2 separate regions of the Homo sapiens genome follow, and region 2 is linked to region 1. Evidence: read pairs that join two places in POLR2A ChIA-PET (ENCODE). Cell type or tissue: GM12878. All regions are shown on one strand. Links, peaks and the distances in the headings refer to the core of each region. The heading gives the core; the rest is flanking DNA.

Evidence for each region. Peaks named below come from ENCODE experiments on the same cell type or tissue, not always from the same donor. Only the 100,000 strongest peaks of a DNase experiment are listed, where the experiment ranks them.
Region 2: POLR2A ChIA-PET joins it to region 1 with 6 read pairs; 4 of 35 experiments call an interaction of 5 or more read pairs at or near these places.

Annotation. Positions count from the first base shown.
Region 1 is chr1:53,404,434-53,412,041 of GRCh38, forward strand. No RefSeq gene overlaps it. Among named protein-coding and RNA genes, the nearest start is that of LINC02812, 40 kb to the left of the region's middle. RefSeq lists an enhancer at 4,039-4,634. In GM12878, for the core only: no CTCF peak of the experiment used is centred there; a DNase peak (open chromatin) is centred at 5,878; H3K27ac peaks cover 531 bases.
Region 2 is chr1:53,292,906-53,298,025 of GRCh38, forward strand. The region is part of intron 2 of LRP8 (LDL receptor related protein 8); the gene reads right to left. LOC105378726 (a long non-coding RNA gene) reads left to right here. Exons shown (of 6, transcript XR_007066090.1): 3 at 1-5,120. Among named protein-coding and RNA genes, the nearest start is that of LRP8, 33 kb to the right of the region's middle. RefSeq lists enhancers at 1,646-2,187, 2,188-2,728. In GM12878, for the core only: a CTCF peak has its summit at 3,349; a DNase peak (open chromatin) is centred at 3,364; H3K27ac peaks cover 2,928 bases.

The sequences.
Region 1 (7,608 bases), core at 3,609-7,608:
GTGTCTGTTTGCTTAATGTGATCTTGAATTTTGATCTTGTCACAATCTACAATGAAAGCTCAGAGGGAAAGAACCTCATTGTATTAGATCAGACTGTCATAACAAAATAGCATAGACTGGGTGGCTTAAACAACAGACATTTATTTTCTTGCATTTCAGGAGGCTGAGAGTTTGAGATCAGGGTGCCAGCATGGTTGAGTTCTGCTGAGGGCTTTCTTATGGATTGTGGACCGCCACCTTCTTGCTGTGTCCTCACTGGCAGAGCGAGAGAGTGAGAGAGAGCGAGCGAAAGAGAGCTCTGGTGTCTCTTCTCATAAGGGCGCCAATCTCACTGTGAGGGCCTTACGCTAAGGACCTCATCTAATTCTGAGAACTTCCCAAAGGCCCCGTCTCCAAATACCATCACGTTGGGAGTGAGGGCTTCAACATATGAGTGGGGAGGACGTAATTCAGTTCATACCACCCATCTACCTAAAGCAACTGGCTGGTTACTTGCACAGTGCTCATGAACAATTTTGCACTTAGGATCATACTAGTGGAAATAATTTTTCCTCTTGCATGTCTCCAAGAAAATATTTTTTCTCCAAGCAATGTCCCCTTTGGTGTGCTGGTGAGGACCGTTGAAAAGGAGTAAAGTGTGTTTAAATATCATTCATTCAAAGTAAATGGAAGGGTTAATTGCTGTTCACAGTTCTGGAACTGCTTTCTTCACCTGCAGAGCCTCTAAACTAGTAGGAGATTGCAGGGATCGCTGATGATTTCCACCTGGTTATTACTCTATTCATTCCTGCTCCTCTAACCTTTCTGTAGTTTATGGGTGAAATAGCTCTTGTAGTGAAGAAAGTCAGCAAATGCTTTTGATCATAAGTACAGATAATACACATCCCACGGACTCTGTTTTGTGGGATTTTTCTATACATGTTGACATAGCTAATCTTTGCTTCTGCAGCATGTACATAAATATTATACAAGATGACTGGCATATGGTACTGTTATGTGTCTTTTAAGAAAATCTCCAACTGAATCCAATATTTCCCATGTGGCACCTGATACACTGTGGGCGTGGGATATTTATAGAGCAGTAATAATGGTATTTGAAAACACTGTGATGTCTAAAGCCTCCATTTCCCTGAAAATTTTGTCTAGAAGGCTGCATTTCTCAGGCATAAGCTCTTGCCAGCCATTCACGGTGATTACGGGAAGGTTAAGCATTGTTGGGACTCACAAAACAGCTGTGTTAAGCATTACTACCTCTGAACGCTTCAGGAGGAAAGCCACATTCTCCTGTGGAAGGAAATAGTTGCAGGTAAGGACTTATCGCCTAACCTGGCCTTCTAATGCTAGTCTTTTGCCCTTCAATAGAATTAGGTTTTCTGAGCATTTCTCCTTAATGACCTTAGTCGTGCCTCAGGCTACATATGGCAGTTTATGAAATTGTAGAGTCAACGAATCTTAGAATCAGAGGACTTGTGACTGGGAGTTAACCTGGTTACCATTTTAACCAAGCTGTCCCCTTTTTTAAAATTTGAGACAGGGTCTCTCTCTGTCACCCAGGCTGGAGTTCAGTGGCACGATCATGACTTACTGCAGCCTAGACCTCCCAGCCTCAAGTGATCCTCCTGCTTCAGCTTCCTGAGTAGCTGGGGACTATAGGTGCGTCTCACTACATTGCCCAGGTTGGTCTCGAACTCTTGGGCTCACGCAATCTTCCTGCCTTGGCCTCCCAAAGTGTTGGGATTATAGGTGTGAGCCACCGTGCCTGGCCCATCCCTTTTTTAAAAAGTGAGGACCCCAGTGAGGACATTAGTTTGGTGACAGAGGTGGGACTGAGGTCTTTTTGTTTTTATCTTGGGGCTCACTCCATTGCACCTGGCTTGTTTCTGTAGCTAATGTAATCCAGCCCTATTCTATTTAATTTACTGTATGTTACTAAAAAGCCCACCTGAGTGATAGCTCCCACTTTTATGTGTCTACTACATGCAGGGCCTCTACCAGGTCCCATTGCATCATGTCATTTAATTTATACCAGAACCTTATGAGGTAGGCATTACCATCTCCATTTTACACATGGGGAAACTAAGGCTCAGAGAGGTTGAGTGTCTTGCCCAAAATCCATCACTAATAATTGGCCAAGTCAGGGCCTGAACCTGGGACTATCTGACCCTGCAGTCCACGCTCCTGCCATCAGAGTTGGAGACAAGATGAAGCTGGAGACAGTCCTTCTGCATGAGCAGGAAACGTTATTTTACTGGCCAGGCCAGAGGTATGGACATTGGATATACATCTTACAGCCTGAGTTCCATCACAAGTTAGCCACTGACCACTCACCAAGTGCCAGGCTTAGGGGACCCAGAGGTGAATGGGGCACAGCTCCTGACTTGGAGGAACACTCTGGCTATGTGGAAGACAGATGTGTAAACAGATGACAATAGCACCTTGTGATCCAGGCTAGACAGAAGAATTGTCAGGGGCTATATAACCTTAACCCTAGAGGCTGGGGATAGCCCCAGGAGGTGCTGATGCATGAGCCGGGTCTGGAAGGATGGAGAGGAGTGGGTCAGCTGAAGAGGGGGCTTGGAGGGGAGGAAGGTCTTCCAGGCAGAGGAACCTGCATGTTTCATGGCAGAGAATTAGGAGAGGGCCGAGGGAAGCTGGAGGGGTGAGAGTGGGGAGGACCTAAGTCAGAGTGGTCATGGAGACCAGATGACAGAGGGCCATGGGTGTACTGCTAAAGTCAGGGGCAGACCCCACTCAGGAGGCTAGGGGAGTCCTGAGGGTCTTGGGTAAGGATGATTGTCTGACCTTGGACAGATATGCAATCCAGCCTAGAGGGAGGACTGGGGGAGGAGGCCAGGCTGGGGGCAGGGTGCCTGAACCAAGGTGAGGATGGCCATGGGAAGAGAGAAGGAATCCTGTGCAGAAGAGGGAATAGACAGCCTGTGGGGAGGGAGGGGGAACCAAGGATGACTCCCAGGTCTCAAATCGGCACAGGAAGGTGGTTTGTGGTGCCAGCAGCTTAGCCTGGGAACACAGCGGAGAAACAGCTGAGCAGTGGTAGAGATTCCCCAGGGAAGGCTAGAGAGGATGAGGATGGGGAGACTGAGGCTGGACCCCCTGCCAGTGCCTGGCAGGAAAGGTGATATAGTTTGGAAATCCGTCCCCTCCAAATCTCCTGTGGAAATTTGATGCCCAGTATTGGAGGTGGGGCCTGGCGGCAGGAGTTTGGGTTATCGGAGTGGATCCCTCTTGAATCGCTTTGCAGTGTCCTTGCTGTAATGAATGAGTGCTCGCTGTATGAGTTTACCTGGAGGTCTGGTTGTTTAAAAGATCCCTTCTCTGTTTCCTTCTCTCTAACCAGGTGATACCTGCTCCCTTCACCTTCTGCTGTGAGTGGAAGCTCCCTGAAGCTCTCACCAGAAGCAGATGCTGGCACCATGCTTCTTGTACAGTTTGAGGAACCATGAGTTAAATAAACCTCTTTTCTTTATAAATCACCCAGCCTTGACTATTCCTTCATAGAAATGGAAGCAGACTAAGACAGAGGGAGATAGAGATGGTGTAGGTGCAGAAGAGAAGCTGGGAGAGCAAGGTGGGGAGGAGGAATGCATCTCTGTAGTCCCCATGGAGTGAGGGCCAAAGTCACTTGCTGAGGGGAGTGGGCAGGGGTTTGAGAGGGGAGTGAGGGTTGAATGGAGGTTGGGTGGAACAGGGAGATGACAGTTCTGAACAGTCTGGCAGTGCTGAGAACCCAGTGGCACTCAGTAGCCTGGGTAGGCATGGAGAAGGTGAGGCCATCAGACTGTCCCTGGGTAGGGTTTGCTGGGTGGGTGAGAGGCAAAACTGGGGCAGTGTCGGGGCGGAGTCTGGGCCCATGAGGAAAGGAGGGTGGGAGGCAGGACAGACTCACAGGCTATAAATTTTGCAGAATCTGAAGAAAGTCACAAATGAGACTCATCCCTTAAGTCTCCAGACAGTAACTATGGTGCCAGGATGACTCAGGCCCAATCTTTTTGGGGCTTCCCAGTCAACAGTAGCCTGACCCTAAAAGAGCTGCTCTAAGCATGGGCCCTGTACAGGGAACTGTGGAACAGTGGGCCTGTGAGGCAAGGTCCCTGGCCTGCACTACCCACCTGCCTTCCCGGGCAAGGCTGATGTGCTGCTGAGAGCTAGGTGACCCTATGAGGGGGCTAAGGGACCCCACTAGGGAGCTAGGTGACCCCAAAAGGGGGCCAGGGTACCCCACGAGGGAGCTAGTGGACCCCATGAGGGGGCTAAGGGACCCCACAAGGGGGCTAGGTGACCCCACGAGGGAGCTAGGCGACCCCATGGGGGAGCTAGGGGACCCCACAAGGGGGCTAGGTGACCCCATGAGGGGGCTAGGGGACCCCACGAGGGGGCTAGGTGGCCCCACGAGGGAGCTAGGGGACCCCACGAGGGAGCTAGGGAACCCCACGAGGGGGCTAAGGGACCCCATGAGGGAGCTAGGGGACCTCATGAGGGGGCTAGGTGAGCCCATGAGGAAGCTAGGGGACCCCAAACAGGGGGCTAGGGAATACCCTGAGGGAGCTAGGGGACCTCATGAGGGGGCTAAGGGACCCCACGAGGGAGCTAGGGGACCTCATGAGGGGGCTAGGGAATCCCCTGAGGGAGCTAGGGAACCCCACGAGGGGGCTAAAGGACCCCACGAGGGAGCTAGGGGACCTCATGAGGGGGCTAGGTGACCCCATGAGGGAGCTAGGGGACCCCAAACAGGGGGCTAGGGAATCCCCTGAGGGAGCTAGGGGACCTCATGAGAGGGCTAAGGGACCCCACGAGGGAGCTAGGGGACCTCATGAGGGGGCTAGGGAATCCCCTGAGGGAGCTAGGGTACCCCATGCAGGGGGCTATGGGACTCCACACAGGGGGCTAGGAGACCCCACAAGGGGGCTAGAGGACCCCACGAGAGGGCTACGTGACCCTATGAGGGGACTAGGGGACCCCACGAGGAGGCTAGGTGACCCCAGGAGTGGACTAGGTAACCCCAAGATGGGGCATAGGCTCTGCTGCAGGTCCCAGCTGGGAGTTTGAAGGCCGCTGGAGAGCTCACCTAAAGGAGAAATCCCCGTGCATTTGGGAGTCGGGGAAGGCCCCTCTCCCTAGTGACTTGTCTCTGTTTCTGATCTCTGTAGTCTCTGAAATGCCACATGGCTGGTCTTTTTAAAGATCCTGCCAACAAACAGAATCTAGTAAGGAGGACACCTGGAGCGTGCTGGCTGCCATGTCTGGTGCTCCCATGTGCTGCTTCTGTGCTGCATAATCACCTCTAAAGGTGAGCGCTGCCCTTCTCACCAGGCTGGGGAGAGGCTAGGGAGCTTGCCTGAGTGGCCGTGCTGGAATCTGAACCCACAACTGTCTGACCCTAGATCTGTGTTTGCCGAACAGGGAGACGCAGGGACCCCAGGAGACTCTCATAAGTCCTGTCGGGGCAGAAAAACACTGCTGCAGTTGGGCCACAGAGGTTTCAATGCAGGCACCAGATGCGTAACTCAGCCCTGATGTACCAGGTGTTAGGCTGGTTGGGCTTGGGGCCAGCACATGTAGCTACCCTCAAGGAACTTCCAGCATGAGAGGCAACCTCAGAGAAGTTTTCAGGAAACTGCTTTTATGGGGTTTAGACCCTTGGGAGAGGTGGCCCCCTAAACAACCTTCCAGTCGCTGGTAGAATGCTGCTTTTGTGCAGAAACATGCCCCAGGCAGATGCTCCGCTCTGTGACAGCATCTCTGCTGTTTGGCCATGCACACATCTGCCCACCCACTCTGCCGCTGACAACAGGATATGACAGATCTATGCTGGAGGGAATGTGAGACCGACAGGTCCCGGAGGAGACGAGGCACTCACGGTGGGGGCTGCTCCGCTCCTCCCGCTGGCCCCCTAGTGCTGCAGCTTGGGGACTTCCATCTGTGGCCGGCCGTGTCACTCCTTTCTAACCCAGCCTGGCAGGTGCTTTTGCTGAGGGGCTGTAGGATGAGGGTCTGTGTGCAATGCTGATTCATTTTTGTGGCAGGAGATTGATGAGATGTTTGAGGGTGACTGGACGCACTCCCTGGCTGCCTTCAGGAAAGGATCAAGCTGGTGGGAATGAATTCAATCGCTCCGACTTAGCAAAAGGTGTCTTGAGGCCTTTCCCTTCCTTTTTGCATCACTACTGGAGTCTTAAATCCTAAATTACTTTTCATTCGAAACAGATTTATTTTTAAAGTATTGGCCCATTGTCATTTCAAAAACTTTATTCACCATTGCATTTAAGGAGTTTGCCAGCTTCCTTCCAGCCGCAACTTTGGACTGCAGAAGATCTAGTGTGTTGCAAACCACCAGTTTTTGTTTTTAGAAGGACGGGTTTAATGTTCAGACTTTATCTAATTATGGATAATTATGATGTCTTGCTGAGAATTCACAGTGGGATATGGGCTCTGCAGAATAAGACAAACTGACTAACACGGTTCCCGCCTGGTCGATTTTGAGTCTAAATAGTCACATTTAGATTTCAGTAATGGCGTGGAACATGAAGAATTCTCTCACGCTGCGTGTGTGTGTGTGTGGCTGGTGGGGGAGAGCAGGGAGGAGTGTCACTAAAATGAAGGCTAAGCAAAAAAGTCCTTTCCTAGGCTGGCTGGTGGGCTTGGGGCCAGCACATGTAGCTACCCTCAAGGAACTTCCAGCATTAGAGGCAACCTTAGAGAAGTTTTCAGGAAACTGCTTTTATGGGGTTTAGACCCTTGGGAGAGGTGGCCCCCTAAACAACCTTCCAGTCGCTGGTAGAATGCTGCTTTTGTGCAGAAACATGCCCCAGGCAGATGCTCCGCTCTGTAACAGCATCTCTGCCATCTGGCCATGCACACAAAAAAGTGGAGGTAATCAATAATCTAAAAGGAGGTAAGAAAAGGAGAAATAAATTAATGAAAGGACTTAAAAAAAAACCTGAAAATGAGGCTTTGTTCATAACATGAGCAAAAAAGAACGTAAATCCTTCAATAAATGCTGCAACCACCGGCGTCGCAGGCCCCTGACTCTCATTCCTTAATGCAGCAAATATCGATCAGGTGCCCACTGTGTGCCAGATTCCACGCATGGCAATCTTTTTAAATCAGTAAACACCCCTACATGTCCAATTCTGTTGTTGTACATGTTACAATCACTGATTGATGACACTTTAAAAAAAAAAAAAAACTACAAACCTTAGGTCTGTAAAGGTTAGTATGCTTTTTCACTGAGTGACTCAAATCCTGAAGCACGCCCTGATAGGGCAGTTACCGTGGAAGAATGTATCACTTAGAATGAACCATGGCATTTGGCATTCTGTGTGTTTCTGATGTGGGCCACACACTCTCAAGAACCAGGGTGAAATACAAGAGGGACCCTGCCCAGACATAGGGGGTGAGAGGGCCAGGGCTGTGACTGGGAGCAAGTAAGATCCTGGATGGTGGAGATGGGTCAGGGAGTCAGTGGGCCTAGACTCAAGCCAAAACAGGGCACGCAAGCAGGGCAAGAGTTAGCAGCAGAGACACAGATGACCTGGAGATAAGGGCAGCCCCATTTAGGTCAGGTTTACAAGCAGCTTCCAGAGCCTC
Region 2 (5,120 bases), core at 1,121-5,120, 110 kb before region 1:
ACAGCAGGTGGGAAAGCCCTGTGCAAGCTTCAGTTCCACATTCAATGAACCTTGCTTCTGTTCTACGTTCTGCACTGAGAACACAGAATCAGCCCAGCCCAGTCTCTGGGAATTAAGAGCAAGTAGGCAAGTCTGGCAAGGATGTGTGGTCAGACAGTGCCCAAAACAGCAGGGCAGGCTTGAAGAAGGTGATGATGGGGCTCTGTTGCTGGGCACAGGACAACCAGATACCCCCCAAAAACCCTGCCCTCCCTGGGATTCTGAAAGCCTGGGGGTGATCTTGTCCTCCTCCATGTGCCAAGCCCTGGCAGGCACTGGGCAAGGAGGCCAGAGCAGCCAAAAACACCACTGCTGTCCCAAAGGGCAGCTTTGAGGTCAGCCCCGCCCAGGAAATGGCAGCTGCAGGGAGAGTGGTGTTTTTGGCAACAGATTCGGTGGTGTTTTTGGGAACAGATTTGTTCACTGGCTGGACCAGCTTGGAGATTTTCCACTCTGGCTCTGGCCTGGCACCTTTCACCCAATATCCCAGTGACTCCTCACAGCTATCTTGGTAGCTGTTGTTATTAATCCCATTGTACAGAAGAGGAAATTAAGGCTTAGAGGTAAGGGTGTTAGGTGGCAGAAGTGTGATTTCAACTGTGTGTGGCAGCTGCCAAAGCTTGATCTCTTTCCACTCAGACCCTCAGCCACCTCAGTGTTACCAGGCTAAGAATGAGGACCCCAGAGAGTCCTCAAATGTACTGAAACATCTCTCAGGTCTCCTGGAATGTGCCCAGAAGTGTGCAGCAGAATAAACCCAGGCCTGGGACGGCTTTTGCTCTGCTAATGGACAGCACTTTCAGGGTGGGGACTAGACTAAAGCACGCTGGAGGGCCCCATTGGAAGTGTGACCATATGGAAGGATCTGGAGTCAGAGTGGAGACTGACTCCTGGCATAGCCACCTCGGGGTGAACCTGGGCAAGTGGGGATGTGGCTTTCCCATGCAGCTTTGTCACAAGGACAAAAGGCAAAAAGACTCTTCTGGGGGATCCTGGTGAACACCCAGTGTCAGGCCGTTCAGTGCAATGAGCCCAATAGTCCCTCGTGAAGAGACCATATCAGCCCTGCCATGAGATGAGGGCTGTGCCGCCATTCTAAGGCTGTCAGAGAAAGCCATGCCAGACCCCTACTCTGCTGGCCTTGGCTCTGGTTCCCAGGGTGATTCCCCAGCTGGGCTCAAGGCCATGGCTCCCTGTTTCCAGGGATTTATGTCCCCCCATGCCAGTCTGCCCCTTGGACAATGCCCACCTCTGTGAGTCCCTCAGCCCAGGAGTGATACATAGTCAACCAGGGTCTGCGACATCATAATCTGGTGCCATGGCAACAGATGGGCTGCCACAAAGGACTAGGGGATTCTAGGGGCAGTGAGGAGGGGCTGACCCCAGGGTAGAGTAGGGGAGAGTGGGAAATCCAGGACAAAGGAAGTGGGAAATGCTATTTATAACAAGAACACGGGCCAAGGAAAGTGCCAGACAGTCCATGGTCTATCAAACTGCGCCCTGCCACTTGTAGGCTATGTGACCTTACACAAGTTACAGGACTCCTGTGAGCCGCACTTTCTTCGTCTGCTTCACGGGACACACAGGGTCATTGTGAGAAGCAAATAAGCTAAGGATGGCCCCAGGGCTTTATGAACTGAGAAGCAAAAAGGTGCAAGTTAGAGGTGTGTGAAGTCACAGCCCTGGCCCCAGCTGCCGTGTGTGTAACACTGGGCCCATCCGTCAAACCTTCTGAGCTTGCCTCCTCCTCATCAGGAAATGGAGGTGTGGCGCTGACTAAGTCTTAAGGCCCTCTCCACACTCAGTGTCTGTGATCCTGTGAAACTGTTAGAATCACTCAGCACTTCTTGGCTTCCCCCGCCTCCAGAGACATCCTTCCCTGAGACAGTATACATCCTTCCCATGCTGCTCCCCACCCACACGCATCGTGGAGCCCCGGTGCAGAGAGAAGGCTCCAAAATAAAGATTAGTCCGGGCTGCCCAGGGGCACTGCTCTGTGCAGCTTCCTCTTGGCAATCCGAATGTCCTGCCGTGTTGGACTCCAGGGTCTTGAGGCCCCCTACGTGGGTCTCCCATGTTACATGCCTGGAAGCCAAGGCCTAGTGAGAAGTGACTGCTCAAAGCCACAGCACATGTCTGTGGGAGGGCTGCACTTGAACCCAGGTAATGACTCCCAATCCCACTTTGTAGCCAGCAAGCCAGGCGAGGGCCACCTGACCTGGCCCAGGGGTCAGGGAAGGCTTCCCAGAGGAGGGGCACTGTGTTCAAGGAAGAGGAGTCAGCCAAGCTGTGGGAGTGAAGAGAGCAGGGAAGAGCATTCCAGGAGGAAGGATAATGGGGCTTAGGGGCATGGAGGAGCGAGCAGAGTGACCATTAGGGGCTGGGGACAAGGCAAGTGGCAAGGGACCTGGAGCTCCACCAGGCCAGGGAACAATTGACCCTGGTGGAGTTGTTCACCAAGTTGTGCACAAAGCTGCCCTGCAGAGGCCCAGCACAGGGGCCTGGCTTTCCTTGAGCTTGCCCAGGGACCCATCCAGCCTCTTGCTAAACACAGGGCTGCTCTCCAGCAGCCAAAAAAACCCAGGGCTCCAGGCTGCCAGAGCTTCCTTTGGGATTTCGTGAGGCCATGCAAGACAGAAAATCGGCCCTTAGCAGAGGAGGGGAGGGGTAGGGGGCAGGACAGAGCCCAGGGGTGGCCATGCACCAGGATATTTGGGATAGACACTTATTATTTTCCCCCTTGGAGATGCATGATGCCCACGGTTTATAAAGGCCCTGGGAAGGACTGCAGTAAAGATATCTGATTGACGGTTTCCTCCAGCCTTCCAAGCTTGTTTAACCAAGGAACTCCTTTTTCAGATGCCACATCTGTTTATTTCCCAAGAAACAAGTGGTCCAATGAACCACACCTAGGAAAACACTGCTGGGGCACAAGCCTCTCATCCTACAGATGATTAGATGAGGTGCAGAGAAGGGAGGGACTAGCCCGTGTTGACACAGCAGCCTGGTAGTTGTACTTAGCCGTCTGTCTCTGGGCCAGCCCCACTAGGCCATAAAAAATAGAACAAAGTGTTCACAGAGCATGGAGCCCAGAGTGAAGCTGCAGGGACCCCACTGGAGACCCCAATCCTCAGAGCAGGGACACGTCTAGAGAAAGGCCCTGGAAAGAACAGAGAGAATTGATACCCAGCCACCTAGGACAGGGAGATGAGGGAGCTGTCAGCCTTACAGGCTCTGACTGATCTCTGGTTTCTGTGGACAGGTCTTGGGCTCTAGAGAATGTTCTCTGAAGGCAGAGCAGCGACCCCTAAGAAAGGTGGATTCCAGCTCAACATTGTTGTTCAGCAAGCTGGGGCAGGTTCTTTCCCCTCCTAGGGCAGTTGAGAGGCTGAGAGCAAAGGTAAAGCCCCTAACTTGGAGAGCTGGGTGCACAGAAGGGACTTGGATGTTCCCACTTCCTCTCCCAGGCCTGGGCCAGCACAGGGTGGCCTGGCTCTGGCCCTAAGGCAGTTGGGCCACTTGTACCCGGGTCGGGGAGATGAAAGGGCTGCTCCCACCAACAGTTACCCTTCGACAGAGCTCGCCATGCCCCAGCGTTGCCAAGACGACCGCTTCCAGCAGAATGCAGATCCGGGGTGGGGGCAGGGGGCGTGCCAGCCCGCCCCTGGCCTACTAACCTGGCAGGCAGATTTAAATGACAGTCCAGGAAGCTACTATTAAACTGTCACCCCAGTCAACAGGATGACAGACCCAGAGTGTTCTCTGGCTGCAGCAACGACAGAGCAGTAATGAGAGGGGGAGGAGACCGTGGCCCAGAGCAACCTGCACCCCACCCGGGGGCCCTGGCCTGACGGCCGTCCCACTACCAGAGCCACCCTCTCAGGCTGTGGCGGGTCCTGGCATGGAGCTGGGGCTCAGCACAGGGCCTGGAAAACTATTTTTAAGCAGAGGAACCCTTTTCCCAAGTGAACCCCCAACATATAAGACAGATTAAAATGGAGCTGCACGGTTGGAAGTGGTGGTGGGGGTGATGCCCAGAGCCCATCGCCAGCAGATCTGGGGTCCAGCAGCACTGGATTCAAATCCTCCATCGCCAGCAGATCTGGGGTCCAGCAGCAATGGATTCAAATCCTAACCCCTCCCTGGACATGTGATGTTCCTAAAGCCCTCAGTTTAAAGATCCCGTGGGTCCATTATAACATTGCAAACAGCTTCCACATGGCTCTGCTTCTGACACTCTAGGGACCTACGGTTCTAAGGCTGTAACACTCTGATTTGCACCCTAAGCCCCTGTGACAAGACTCCATGACAGCTACCGCCAGAGTCGGAGATGTCGATAAGCTGCGGATGGCAGCCTCTGATGCCTTCCCTGAAAGGAACTGTTTATCTGAGTCCAGAAGTCCACATGCGGACAGTCTCTGACTACTCAAGGCTCGGCGGTTCCCAGAAGGCGAACGGTTCCCACAGTGTCCTGACAGTAGGGTGCAGGAGCCAGCACCCGCGTGTGGTGGGCGGGACTCGGTGCGTGGCTTTGTACTGCCCAGCGGGCTCTGGGGCTCAAGCCACCATCATCCATCAGCAGGCGACATCTAAATTCGCCCTCTCCCCCACCTTCCCATCCCACCTGGGGAGACTGAGAAGCTGCAGGTGCTGAGGAGGAGGGAGACACACGAAGGGCTCCAGCCAAAGGATTCACCCCATTCGGAATGAAGAGGCTGCAGCGGAAGGAGCACTTTTTGGTGAGGGCGGCTTTGCTTTCAAATCGGGAAGAGTTTCCCTCAAAATTTTCTGGGTTCTCTCCTCCAACCCATTCCACTAAGGAGTTACACAATTCTAACCAAGCCAGATCCTAAGACCATAAATCTATTTATTTCCCAAGAAACAAGTGGTCCAAACATGAAACAAGTGGTCCACCTTTGCCCCAAAACACCAAGGCATGAAAATGAGGTTGCAAAGATCAGGAGGCCCGAGGAAAGACAAAATGGGAGGCAGCAGCAGGGCCCCCAGCGGTGGAAGGAGTGTCACCCCTTCCCATTCTGGGCCTCAGTTTCCTCAGGTGAACACATCTCTAAGGGCCCCCT